3 separate regions of the Homo sapiens genome follow, and all the other regions are linked to region 1. A link is a contact called in ENCODE Hi-C or POLR2A ChIA-PET data. All regions are on one chromosome and are shown on one strand. Each heading gives the region's core, a stretch centred on a gene start or an enhancer-like site at or near the end of the contact. The rest is flanking DNA. Distances are from core to core; before and after follow the strand shown. Region 1 overlaps ZBTB20 (zinc finger and BTB domain containing 20). Region 2 overlaps ZBTB20 (zinc finger and BTB domain containing 20). Region 3 overlaps ZBTB20 (zinc finger and BTB domain containing 20).

Region 1 (3,680 bases), core at 798-3,297:
TCAAAAGTCCAAAGTGAGGTTAGCTTCTGACCAAAACTTTTGGCAATTTCCTTAGGTTGAGTGAAAGAAGCAATGTGAAAAAGCATGAGTTTAGAGTCAGTCAGCCATCAATTTAAAATCAAACTCCACTATTTATTATTGGTGTGATCTTGAATACATTAGCCAACCTCTTTATAGTCCAGTCATTTCTAAAGAGGTGATTATCTATGAAACCTGTATTACATATACAATGTGTAAGTACTCAGTAAATACTCAGTACTTCTCTAGTATCTCTCTAATTGGATTTGGCTAGTAATCATGACAATTGTGGGAGAGAAAAAAAAAGATATGTAATCCTGAGGGCACTCAGTCTCTGTAACAATCACTTGATAAATAATCAGGTGATACTTCGTTGACATCTCTTTAATCTTCCAATTGAGAAAACATTAGGAGTAGAAGAAAAATGATTAATCTCCAACTTCTGTCATTGGAAAATAACTAAAGATCAGAACTATAAGAAACATAAAACTTTTCTAGATTATTAAAGTTAACCTTTTAGACATTTTCCACAATCACATGGTATGCAAATTTTAACTAAATTATTTTACATTAAATGTATTTTGTGCTATGTTTTGACTAGTTGATTTTACTGTAGTATAGAATGTATTATGACATTCCATTATCCTCTTATTACTCATCAATAAAAAATTTATTGAGAAAACAATTAATTATAATTAATATTTATTATTCATTACTAGTAGGCATTGTAGTAATTACACTATTATTGGTATTTTAAATATCATTAATAGCTATAAACATGTTATACATAATAATAATAGAAACCATTTGTGGAGTGCTTACTGTGTAATACATTTTGCTAAGCATTTTATATACATTCTTAAAATTAATAATTTCAAAGATTTAATGAGCTAAGTGTCACCAGATAAACGAGAAGACATAATAATCTTTATTTATTAAAGGAAAACTTGCCATATCCACACAATCTTCCAAAGCACTGATAGAACAGAATGATGGCATGATGGCATCTTAAATTTAGAAAGTGTCATTCATAAAAGTGTACTGTTAACTACTAATTTGTGCTATCTGCAATAATAATATTATATTACACAAGATGGAAAGGCTACCCCCTAAAAGATAGCATTTGATAAATTGTACATAAAAATCTAGAAGAATAAGAGTATAACAGAGGAGTGAAATTTGATCTGAAATACAGAGAAAATTAAGAAAAACAAAACATGTTAGCCCTACTGGAATTTGTCTCAATGTATTTCAAGGTTCAAAGTATAGCAGAGGAAGATCATTGACACTGTCAGAGGATTATCATTAAATTTCAACCCAAAGGCAACTAACTCAAACTATGCAGATATGGAAAGTAGTGTTTCCTAAAATGAAACTAAGGCAAATATTATTTATTCTAGCTTCTACTCTTTTGACTAATCAGCTGACCCAGAAATTAAATATTTAAAGGCTTAAAAATAATATAGTTTTAAGAAGTTGACCTATACGTTACTAAATAAAATGATCCTCGTTGTATTTGAAGTAGCTCACCATTTAAAAATTTAATCTATGTCCACCCATTTTCTTTCTTCCCAAATAATACAATGATTTAATTACCCCACAGTTTAATTTGACAGAGGAGCCAAAAAGATACACTATTCCTTCATTGTTAACTTTAAGGAGAAAAATACACTATAAACTATATTAGAAATCTTATTTTTTGGGTGTCCACCACAATGTTTTCACTACAAAATCCCTTGCTGCCTGAATACAAAATGTTACCATTCAATCAGATGAGTCTCCATGAAGTTAGAAACATTCAAGTGAAACTCATAAAATAAAGAAGATATACTCTAAAAATTCCAGTTCTTGAGAAGCTGTTTACACACAAAAGGGCTATTAAAAGTGAAAGGGTAAGTAGAAAATCTTCTGGGCTCATTTAATAAAAGAATGTAGAGTTCCATGGGATTCTTTTCTAAAGAAACCACTAACAATGTTGCAGATCTACAAATCCTAAAAGAGTGCATAATGGACTCAAGTCTCTGCTTTGTGACTCATGGGTGTACTTCATCAGGATGTACTTCCTCTTTTAGGGGGTCATATAGGTGAATAAGCTGACAACACCTTCAGAGAGAGAAATTCCACATGTGTCATAGGAATAGAATTTATTTGATCTCAAGCTTTCTATATATAGAAAAAAAACAAATTCTAATCCAAACTTTAATGAATTCAGTATTGTTGTTGTTGGTTTGCCTCTAGAATGTCTCTTTTGACCAAGTCACATTCCTTTAAATTTACACTAGGTAAATTATATATTTTCCAAATCTTTTATAAAAGCATAAGCTAAATGAGATAACATTAAAAGGCTGATTGGAGATTTCCCTTTAAAAGCAGTCATAAGAACAACAGCAATAATAATATAACAACAATATACACTACATTTTGGGCACCATGCTTTGAATTTATATACACTAATATTATTAAGGCAATCTGTGCTTTTGAGAAGCTACTCCAGACTAGGCACTACACAAACTCTGCCACACACAAGAGAGAAACAATTTCAATTACAAAGAGAGCTAGAAAATAAAATGGATAAGAGTATCATGAAAGATTTTTTGTAAAACTGAATAGATCCTTTCATGTTTCTCAGTTTTAATCTCTCCAAATATCCCTATTGTCTGCTTTTTAAAAGAAAAAACACTGTAAAAATTCTGAAAAAATTATTCACAAAGAAAACTTCCACTCGTTTATATAAAGCATTATTATTAACTTCATAACATGCATAATATCATCTATTTCTGAAAGACCATTGAAAAGTAGCCATAAAAACTTAAAAAATTGAAAATAATCTTTAGAGATCAACAGGCCAGGAAGAGTTCTAAGAATATGCATTGGCCTTTACTAACCATTTTCAATGCCATGCACTTTTGTCTGTCAATACTTTCTCCTGTTATTTTTAATATCCCTAGATTAAGAAATATTAACATCTATTTACAAAAAAATATTCTAACAGTTTCCCCCACAAAAGCATATTCCCATGAAGATCAAGAAAACAAAAAACATAGCAGGGAGTCAGTATTCTGACAGCCTTTTAGTCTTCTTCATCTTCTTCCTACTATTATTATTAGACCTACTGCCTATTACCAGTAGGCTTTTTAAAGGTCTTGGACATAAATATCAGTTGTTAAGTTGCTATTTTCATGGTCATTTAAAATTATTTCAACCATAAATGCTTTTAATTTCCTGAATATCTTAAAGCTGTCTAAGTATAAATATTCTCCCATTATATTCCTCTGTGCTAACACAATAATCTAGTTGGAGTCAAGTTTCATGAAAATAAGAAAATTGGTACATTATAACATTTTAAACACTGAAAAATAAACGTGATAGCTGTAGGATGTAAAGTGTAGTCAGGCCTGTAGAACTTCGGATGCATCATTTTACAATATCATTTATCATTTTGATAAAACTGAGGTCAAGTTTCTAAAAATACAACTTGTTAAAAGCAGGAATAAATGAATGAGAGATGAGTCAGCTCGTTTGATGGAAAGGGTTTAAAAAATACTTCAAAAGCATACCACATGACTTGGTAAATATTCAGTGTATCAAAATGTAGTTGCCATCTGGCATTGATAGACTGGGCTAGAATATGTGTTTAAAAAGAACAAGAAAGGAAATAACTC
Region 2 (3,680 bases), core at 698-3,197, 97 kb before region 1:
TGGCCTCCCAAAGTGCTGGAATTACAGGCATGAGCCACTGTGCCCACCCTATAACTTCTTTATTTATTTTTTCTTCCCTTATCAAATTCCATCTCATTTTTCTTACGCAATTAAAATATTTCCTCACTACAGTTTGGGTCAGCGGTCAGTCATATTTACATCACTTTTTCCATAGTTTGGTTGATGATGTGCATAGAGTATATGCACTAGCCAAACTGATCCACATTCACTGTGGATAGGCTGAAGTCCAAATTGTAAGCTGATTTGTCAACAGCTTTGAGTAAGCCTGATGCCAGACAATATTTTAATTCTTCAGTGATATTTCCTCTTCACTTATGAAGGAAGCCTTGAAGATGGCAAGTTAATAAGTGCATTGTTTTAACTCTGTAAATAATGCTTTTTGGGGGGTTGTCTTTAAAGATTCTCATTTACTTTTTATAAAGAAAGTTATAATTTCTTATTTTCTGGTTCCATTCTTGATCTCTTTATTTTCCTTCAGTTTGTGGATTTGCTCTACTTTTAAAAACTCATAACTTATGAGTAATTTTACAGATCCCAAGATATAGTTTGTTTGTTTTTTGAGACAGGGTCTCACTCTGTCACCCACGCTGGAGTGCAGTGGCGTGATCTCTGCTCACTGCAACCTCTGCCTCCTGGGTTCAAGCGATTCTCGTGCCTCAGCGTCCCGAGTAGCTGTGATTACAGGTATGTGCCACCATGTCCATCTAATTTTTGTATTTTTAGCAGAGACGGGGTTTTGCCATGTTGGCCAGGCTTGTGTTGAACTCCTGGCCACAAAGGATCGGCCCAGCTCAGCCTCCCAAAGTGCTGGAATTATACACATAAGCCACCACAACTGGCCAAAATAAATTTTTTTAAAGAGGATACTGAGCATCTGAAACAAGGGGGGTTTGTAGACTCACAAGGATTAAAAATTATTTCGATTGTCTTTAAATCGATTGTTTTTTAATCGATTAAAAATATATTCGATTGAATATAGTGATGCATTTATCAGTCTATCATTCTGTAAATAGTATGGAAAATTCTGGAAAAAAATTCCTGTTCACAATAAAAGAGATTCAATTTGCGTAACGATATTTACTGTGTGCCTACTGTGTCCTGTCCTAAGACACAGTATTAAAGTTCTTTCACTTAAAGAGTTCATACCTAGCAGAGGGATTAGACAAATTTATAGACAATTATGCAAATTAAGTAATAAGCTTTACAAAAGAAGTGCACAAAAATTTATTGTGGGCGGGTGGTATATACAAGTCAATGACTTTCGTTGCATGGGAGAGCTAAAGAGAAGTAAGCAATAAGGGCCTCAGAAAGTTAGAGGCATTTGGGATGAGCCTTTGAGGATAGGTAATATTTGATATATGGAAATGAAGATAGAGATATACATAAGCAACAAAGTGAAGAATGATAGATTGGAAGTGGGCTATTCAGGAAAAAATGCTTTTCTTTGGAAACCATGGATAATATTTCAGCTTCTATTCTTATAAATTAGTCTCAGCAAAGTTGCCACTTATCATATGTTCAATATGAAGTATTTTCCTTGCCTATAAGAAACACTACAAGGATGTGAGTAGAGGTGAAACATAGAGTAGACGTGTCCCAATTGTACCCCAGATGTGTTTGTAAACTTCTAGGTATGGTTTCCAAAGAAATAAAGCTCACAGAACTTTTATTAAGAACACTTTTATTTCTATAAATAAATGGAAACTCATCTTCAGCTAAAAATATAGTGGCGGCTCACATCTATAATCCCAGCACTCTGGGAAGCCCATGTGGGGGGATCACTTGAGGCCAGGAGTGTGAGACCAGCCTGGACAGCATAGTAAGACTCCTTCTCTACAAAATATTATTTTAAAACATTATTTGGGCATGGTTGCTCATGTCTATAATCTCAGCTACTCAGGGGGTGAGGTGGGAGGATCATTTAGCCCAGAAGGTGGAGGCTGCAGTGAGTCATGATTTGTCATTGCACTCCAGCCTGGGTGACGGAGCGAGACCTTGTCTCTAAACAAAACAAAACAAAACTTGGAAATTCTAGATATCCAGGTATTTATTCACTACCACATAGCTTAACTGTATTTCCTTATTATTTTGTCTCTAGCTGAAGTTCTCTGGAATGGTCATGAAGAGAGAAAACATCAAAGATTAGGAAATCTATCCCAAAAAGATCACAAAATCAAGGACAGTGACACCTTTTTGAGCTTTTTACTTGACTCTTCCTGTTTTTTTTTTTTTCCACTTCCCTTAGTCATTCACTAATCAGTTCTGCTTTAGAACCATTAAAATAATAGAAAAGTTACAGAAACTTGGTAAAATGTTTCTCTGGCCTATTTCCAAACCGCCCAAAATTAATGGGAAATGGTTAAAGTCAAAAAAGCTTTTTCTCTGACATGGATTTCTAAACAATATAATTATGGTTCACTCCATGGTTATGAGCTTTGGGAGCTCCCACAAAAAAGTCTTTGCTGCAGATGTGGCCACTGGCTGCTATACCAGGCAATTTGATTCATGTTTGTTGTTGTTAAAAAAATATATAAAACTCTCTTATGTTGGATTAAGAGGCTTTTAAGAGGAAGCTAGACAGAAAGGCCAGGTCTCTCTCTATTTGCTCATTCATGACAAAGGTGGAAGCTTCAAATTTGTGATACATGTGAAGAAGGTGTCTGTTACTTCGTGTTACATTTTTGCCTTCAGAATTATTGTTTTCAATCATTCTATTTTATATAAATGCACAAAAAATAAGTCCAAGCTAAACTAGTGATGCTGGGTCACTCCAAGAAGTGTCCTCAATATAGCTTCACAAATTTACCCTTTTCTCTCCAAATCCACGTTTATTTCTTGAGACAGTTATATGATGTTTTGCCAAGAAAGCAACTGGGAGCAATGCCTTATGTTTAACTGGGCTTTTAGATTTGAGAAGCAATCCAATCCAAGACTTCATGATAAGACTTCCACAGCAATTGGATATTAGTGACATATAAGGACCTTAAGAACTCCACCATTTTATACTCTATATAAATGTATGATGTGGTACACAAAGTATTAATCAATACTTCATGAGCATAGTAGCTCTGTTTATACCAATTTCTAGCAATGTACATTAGGCAATTTTGTAGAAAAAATATAATAATTGAAAGTATAATTTAACTTCCACTCCATGAACACTTAGCCTCTTCATACCATCCTCTTCCAAGCATTTCTTTGGTCCTTGGAAAATCAGTGAAAAATCTGAAAAATTGGGATTTTGTGTTTGATTATATGTACATTTACTACAAGTATACTGGGCTTTCCTTTTCTGATGCTATAGAGATGAACTATAGCTTTCCTAACTCAGTCTTATTATTAGCCAGGTCCAGTTTATATTAGTTAAAATGAACATCATAAATTTACAGTATAACTTATCTGGTACATTCCTTCTATTGTAGTTTGAAAATGTGCCATTCAGGACTGAAATGACTTAAACATAATCAGATTTTATTTCTAGAGAAGTAAAGTCTATACTTCTATAATTCTGTGAACCCATCAGCAATTAACTTTGTCCCAGTAGAATTAATATAGTGTTCAAGTTCAGGATTGAGTAGATGAGAAGAGGAAGGAACAATAAAACTCATTCACTCCCATGCTAGGTTCTGCAAAATAGCTTCCATATTCCCATAATGTGA
Region 3 (3,680 bases), core at 566-3,065, 64 kb before region 1:
AGTATTTATGTATCATAACTGCAAAAAGATCAATGGACTTTTTTCTCATGTATTAAACAAAAATAAACACAAACATTGATTTTTTGACTTAGTGTTTTGTTGAAACCAACAATTACAAGGACCAACTCAAACATGGCTAAAAGTGGGAATAAAAATAAGATTTCTTTTATCCTGATAAAAGATTTTTTATCACCAAGAACGTTACAGTATGACCTACTTAAGTGAATACTTATTAAAGAAACAGATTCATTTAAAAAACATGTTTTTAGGTAAATAGGAACGGTGCAAGTGTTTCTTTGAAATCTTACAAAAGATAAAAATTAATTGAACTAACTAAGGTTCCTTACCCTATGCAAATAAGAAACGGCTTAGAAAGAAATGTCTTCAAACTGTTGAAATGTATATTCCTTAGTTGGTGTAACCAATGTGAGGTCTCAGTTACTATAATAGCAAATGTTCTATTAGATTTAAGCACATCAGTGCAAATTATTAAAATGAGACTGTCTTTGTTTAAAATAAAGCTTTAAAAAATGTAATGTAATCTCTGAGGGAGTATTGCCTGAAATGAAAGTTTTAGGCCGAGCTCTGCCACAATCCTATTGCGCATCTTGGTTCATCTGATTAAACATCTTTGGGTCTCAAAATTCACATACATTCACATTTCTAAAGTGAGTGTGATATAAAGTCATAGCTTGATCATCAAACTCCTTTCTAGCCCTAAAATTCTACGTATCTAATGAGATTAATTTATCATGAGGTGTTTTTCTTCTTTCCTTTGTTAATTTCCTTACAATAAATAGACAAATAAATGATCAAATAAGCAAATAAATAAATATTAAAAAGACATACACACACTGATAGCTATCCATCTGAATAGGAAGAAAGACTTTTTTTTGTTTGCCATTATCTATCCCCTAATGTGTATTTAAAAAGAGAGCTCCCACAGAAAAGATTTTTATTTTTTTCTAAATCAAAAATAGTGTATCATTTATTTGCCATTTAAGTTCTACTAAGAAGGAAAACACAAAATCATTATGGAAATCCTATTAGGAACTTTAGAAAGAAAAAGCTGATGAAATTCCATTTACAATTCAAATTGTTCATTCACGTATTTCCTTTTGCAGAAACTTTAAATGCTGCCTCAAACTATCTTCACCTCTTTTTCCAGGGACAATATCCCTAACTCTGTTAAAAAAAAAAAAAGGCTCTCTTCTCACACCCTTCCCACCTGTCCTCTGAGGTAGTTGTTCCACAAAGCTAAGGTATAGATTACATCAAGAGATATTTGGGATGGGAGTAAAACATTTCACCCTGGAGACAGTAATGTGTGCAATTTGCCAAGTCTAAAAGAAAGTTAAGCCTCATCACCACTTTGGCAAGAAATGTGGTTCTCATGGATGGACAATGATTATCATTTTTACACAGAACTTTTGAAAATGAAAGTACCTGGGGCACCAGCCAGAAAATAAGTACGAGAATGCAAGTTTTTTGCGTCAATATTTAAATCAGACAAAACACTATCAGTGTACCCTTAACAGACCTGAAGCGTCTAGAAAGAATACAAGGCAGCTGACACCTTGGTGAATAAGAGCAGCTCAGTTTTATGAAAAGGCCAAAGTCTTAGGGCAAACTCTCTGTTGTTCCAAGTGCTGATATACCTATGGCATCAACAAAGGCAAAACACCATAGGGGGCAATAGGCAAGGCTTCTCTTACAGGCAAGGCTCCTGTTAAAGGCTGGGACCCTCTGGACTACACACTCGAGGAACCCCAAGTGTGGGTCCCTGAGGGGAGGAAGTTTCCTCAAACAGAACGGCGAGAGGCTGAAGTTACACAGTGTAGGAGTACTCCCTGCTGGCAGCTGAGGTTGGAAATGAACTGGTGATGTCCTAGAGAGGGCTGCTTAAATTTTCTATGAGGAGGCTAATGGAGATAACAGTGCTCTTGAGGGGACAAGAGCATGGGTCTGATTAGGTTTAGATAACTCCAGATATTATGCTGAGTGAGGAGGAGGTTAAGGGAAGCTACTGATGACAGGAACTCCAACAATTGACAAAAACTATGTGTAGAGCTGGTATATACAATTTTCATTTAAGTTTCCCATCTCATATCATTCTATAAAGCATACACAGCCGTATGTGCACATGTGTGTGGGGTTCAGAGGATGCAGGAAGAAATCTATTTCTGTGCAGTTCATTTTACCCCTGCAAGAACAATCTTTGAAACCGTCTAATGTATTCACATTTATGTTTTACAAGGAATCCCTTCCATACTTCTAATGGACCTGCCTGGTATGCCCCCTGTACCACTATACCTAATCCCTAGGCAGGTGGTCTTTGTATGGGCCTGGGGCAACCACACTGGTTTCTCCCCAGTGCTCTGCTCTGTTAGGGTTCTTCTGCATAATAAAATGAAGGTCAAAATGGCAGCCTGCTAAAAGCAGCAGTATTTCAGTTGCAGGAATAACTTGCTTGTCATCAACTTGTTAATGCAATAGTCAAACATTTCTCTGACATGTACAGTATCAGCTAACTTCAGCAGATAAAGGGTCTAGAACAGGAAGATGCTGCAGATGCTTTAGCTCGGAGGAAGGCTTAGCAGAGCCAAAACGTCAGCAGGGCCTGTTTGTTCCATACTTTCCATCGGGCTCTGTGAAAGAAATGTTAGATTACTGCAATGACAAGTTTGTGACAAGCAAGTCATTTGTGCAACTGGTGCGCTCCTGTTTTTATCTGTTTACCATTCAGACTTGTGAATGCCATTTCAAGCACTTAGAGGATTTCTGGCTCCCATTAAGGGGAAATGGTTCCTCCATGTTTAGAATTTTCTACCTCAAAGAGAATTACTAAGCAATTATTTGTTCCTGTGGTCAGTGTCACACAAAAGCACTCTTGAGTTGTTTAGCTGGACTCTGAATCATGAAATGAAGTCCTGAAGACTGGATAGCTTGGAGCATCAAAAATTTCCCATCTAGTTTATTGGAATGACTACAAAGCAAGCCTGTGAGAGACAATAAAATTATGGCCAGCTTGAAATACCTTGCCCTTTTGCTCTGGGATCATATATCAAGGCCATATGCTTCAAGCCACATAAACTCACTTGTAACAAGTAGATCCTGAGAAGCTAAGGCCTGGCGATGTCACACTGACATGTGATTTAGCATATGACTGTTTTGGTGACAAGGACCACTTTAGCTGTTGAGAAGAGAATTTCCACTGACTTCTCTCTATACCTTGTGGGTAACTATAGGGTCAATACTAATCCAGAGAACATTTTAACTGTGGTAAAATAAAGTAATATAATATCAAATTAATAACTAGGGCCATCCTCACTAGGCTGACTTTTTAATAGTGAATGGAGACCCTGGCAGATTTGAGATCAAGAATTCAAGATCCTCTCATTAGGTCCTTCACCTGAAGTTGCTGAGTTTCTTCAAGTCATTTTAACCTCCTGGGACGAAGGTAGAAAATAACAGCACATGTTCCTTTCCATCTGACATAAATGGTCTCAGGGTCAATATTACAAAAGATGAAGAGTGCCTTCAGACTCAAGAACAAGAATGATACTCTCTAAACATCATTTATTCTTTCTACAATTTTACATTTTTGCCCATTGTTGGTACTGAATTTATACATAACTCTAGGTATAACTCCCTTTTTTTTTTTTTTTTTTTTTTTTGAG

The links. Hi-C counts contacts between places; a loop is a spot of excess contacts on that map. ChIA-PET counts read pairs that join two places held with the same protein, here RNA polymerase II (POLR2A).
Region 2: a loop to region 1 is called in a map of HCT116, with 3 times the contacts of the local background. The contact joins two enhancer-like sites. A Hi-C loop is called at or near these places in 3 of 168 maps with a recorded cell type or tissue (Calu3, HCT116 and endothelial cell of hepatic sinusoid). POLR2A ChIA-PET finds 5 or more read pairs at or near these places in 1 of 52 experiments (endothelial cell of umbilical vein).
Region 3: a map of endothelial cell of hepatic sinusoid shows a loop between it and region 1 (4-fold over the local background). The contact joins two enhancer-like sites. A Hi-C loop is called at or near these places in 1 of 168 maps with a recorded cell type or tissue (endothelial cell of hepatic sinusoid). POLR2A ChIA-PET finds 5 or more read pairs at or near these places in 3 of 52 experiments (OCI-LY7, PC-9 and T-cell).

Annotation. Positions count from the first base shown.
Region 1 is chr3:114,647,469-114,651,148 of GRCh38, forward strand. All of the region lies in intron 6 of ZBTB20 (zinc finger and BTB domain containing 20), which reads right to left. Among named protein-coding and RNA genes, the nearest start is that of MIR4796, 94 kb to the right of the region's middle. Within about 2 kb of position 2,048, at least 3 of the 41 ENCODE cell types and tissues checked have a DNase peak (open chromatin) inside an H3K27ac peak, as active enhancers do; they include HCT116, where a contact is called at or near this core.
Region 2 is chr3:114,550,189-114,553,868 of GRCh38, forward strand. The region is part of intron 6 of ZBTB20 (zinc finger and BTB domain containing 20); the gene reads right to left. Among named protein-coding and RNA genes, the nearest start is that of ZBTB20-AS5, 98 kb to the left of the region's middle. Within about 2 kb of position 1,948, at least 4 of the 41 ENCODE cell types and tissues checked have a DNase peak (open chromatin) inside an H3K27ac peak, as active enhancers do; they include HCT116, where a contact is called at or near this core.
Region 3 is chr3:114,583,337-114,587,016 of GRCh38, forward strand. All of the region lies in intron 6 of ZBTB20 (zinc finger and BTB domain containing 20), which reads right to left. Among named protein-coding and RNA genes, the nearest start is that of ZBTB20-AS5, 130 kb to the left of the region's middle. Within about 2 kb of position 1,816, at least 7 of the 41 ENCODE cell types and tissues checked have a DNase peak (open chromatin) inside an H3K27ac peak, as active enhancers do.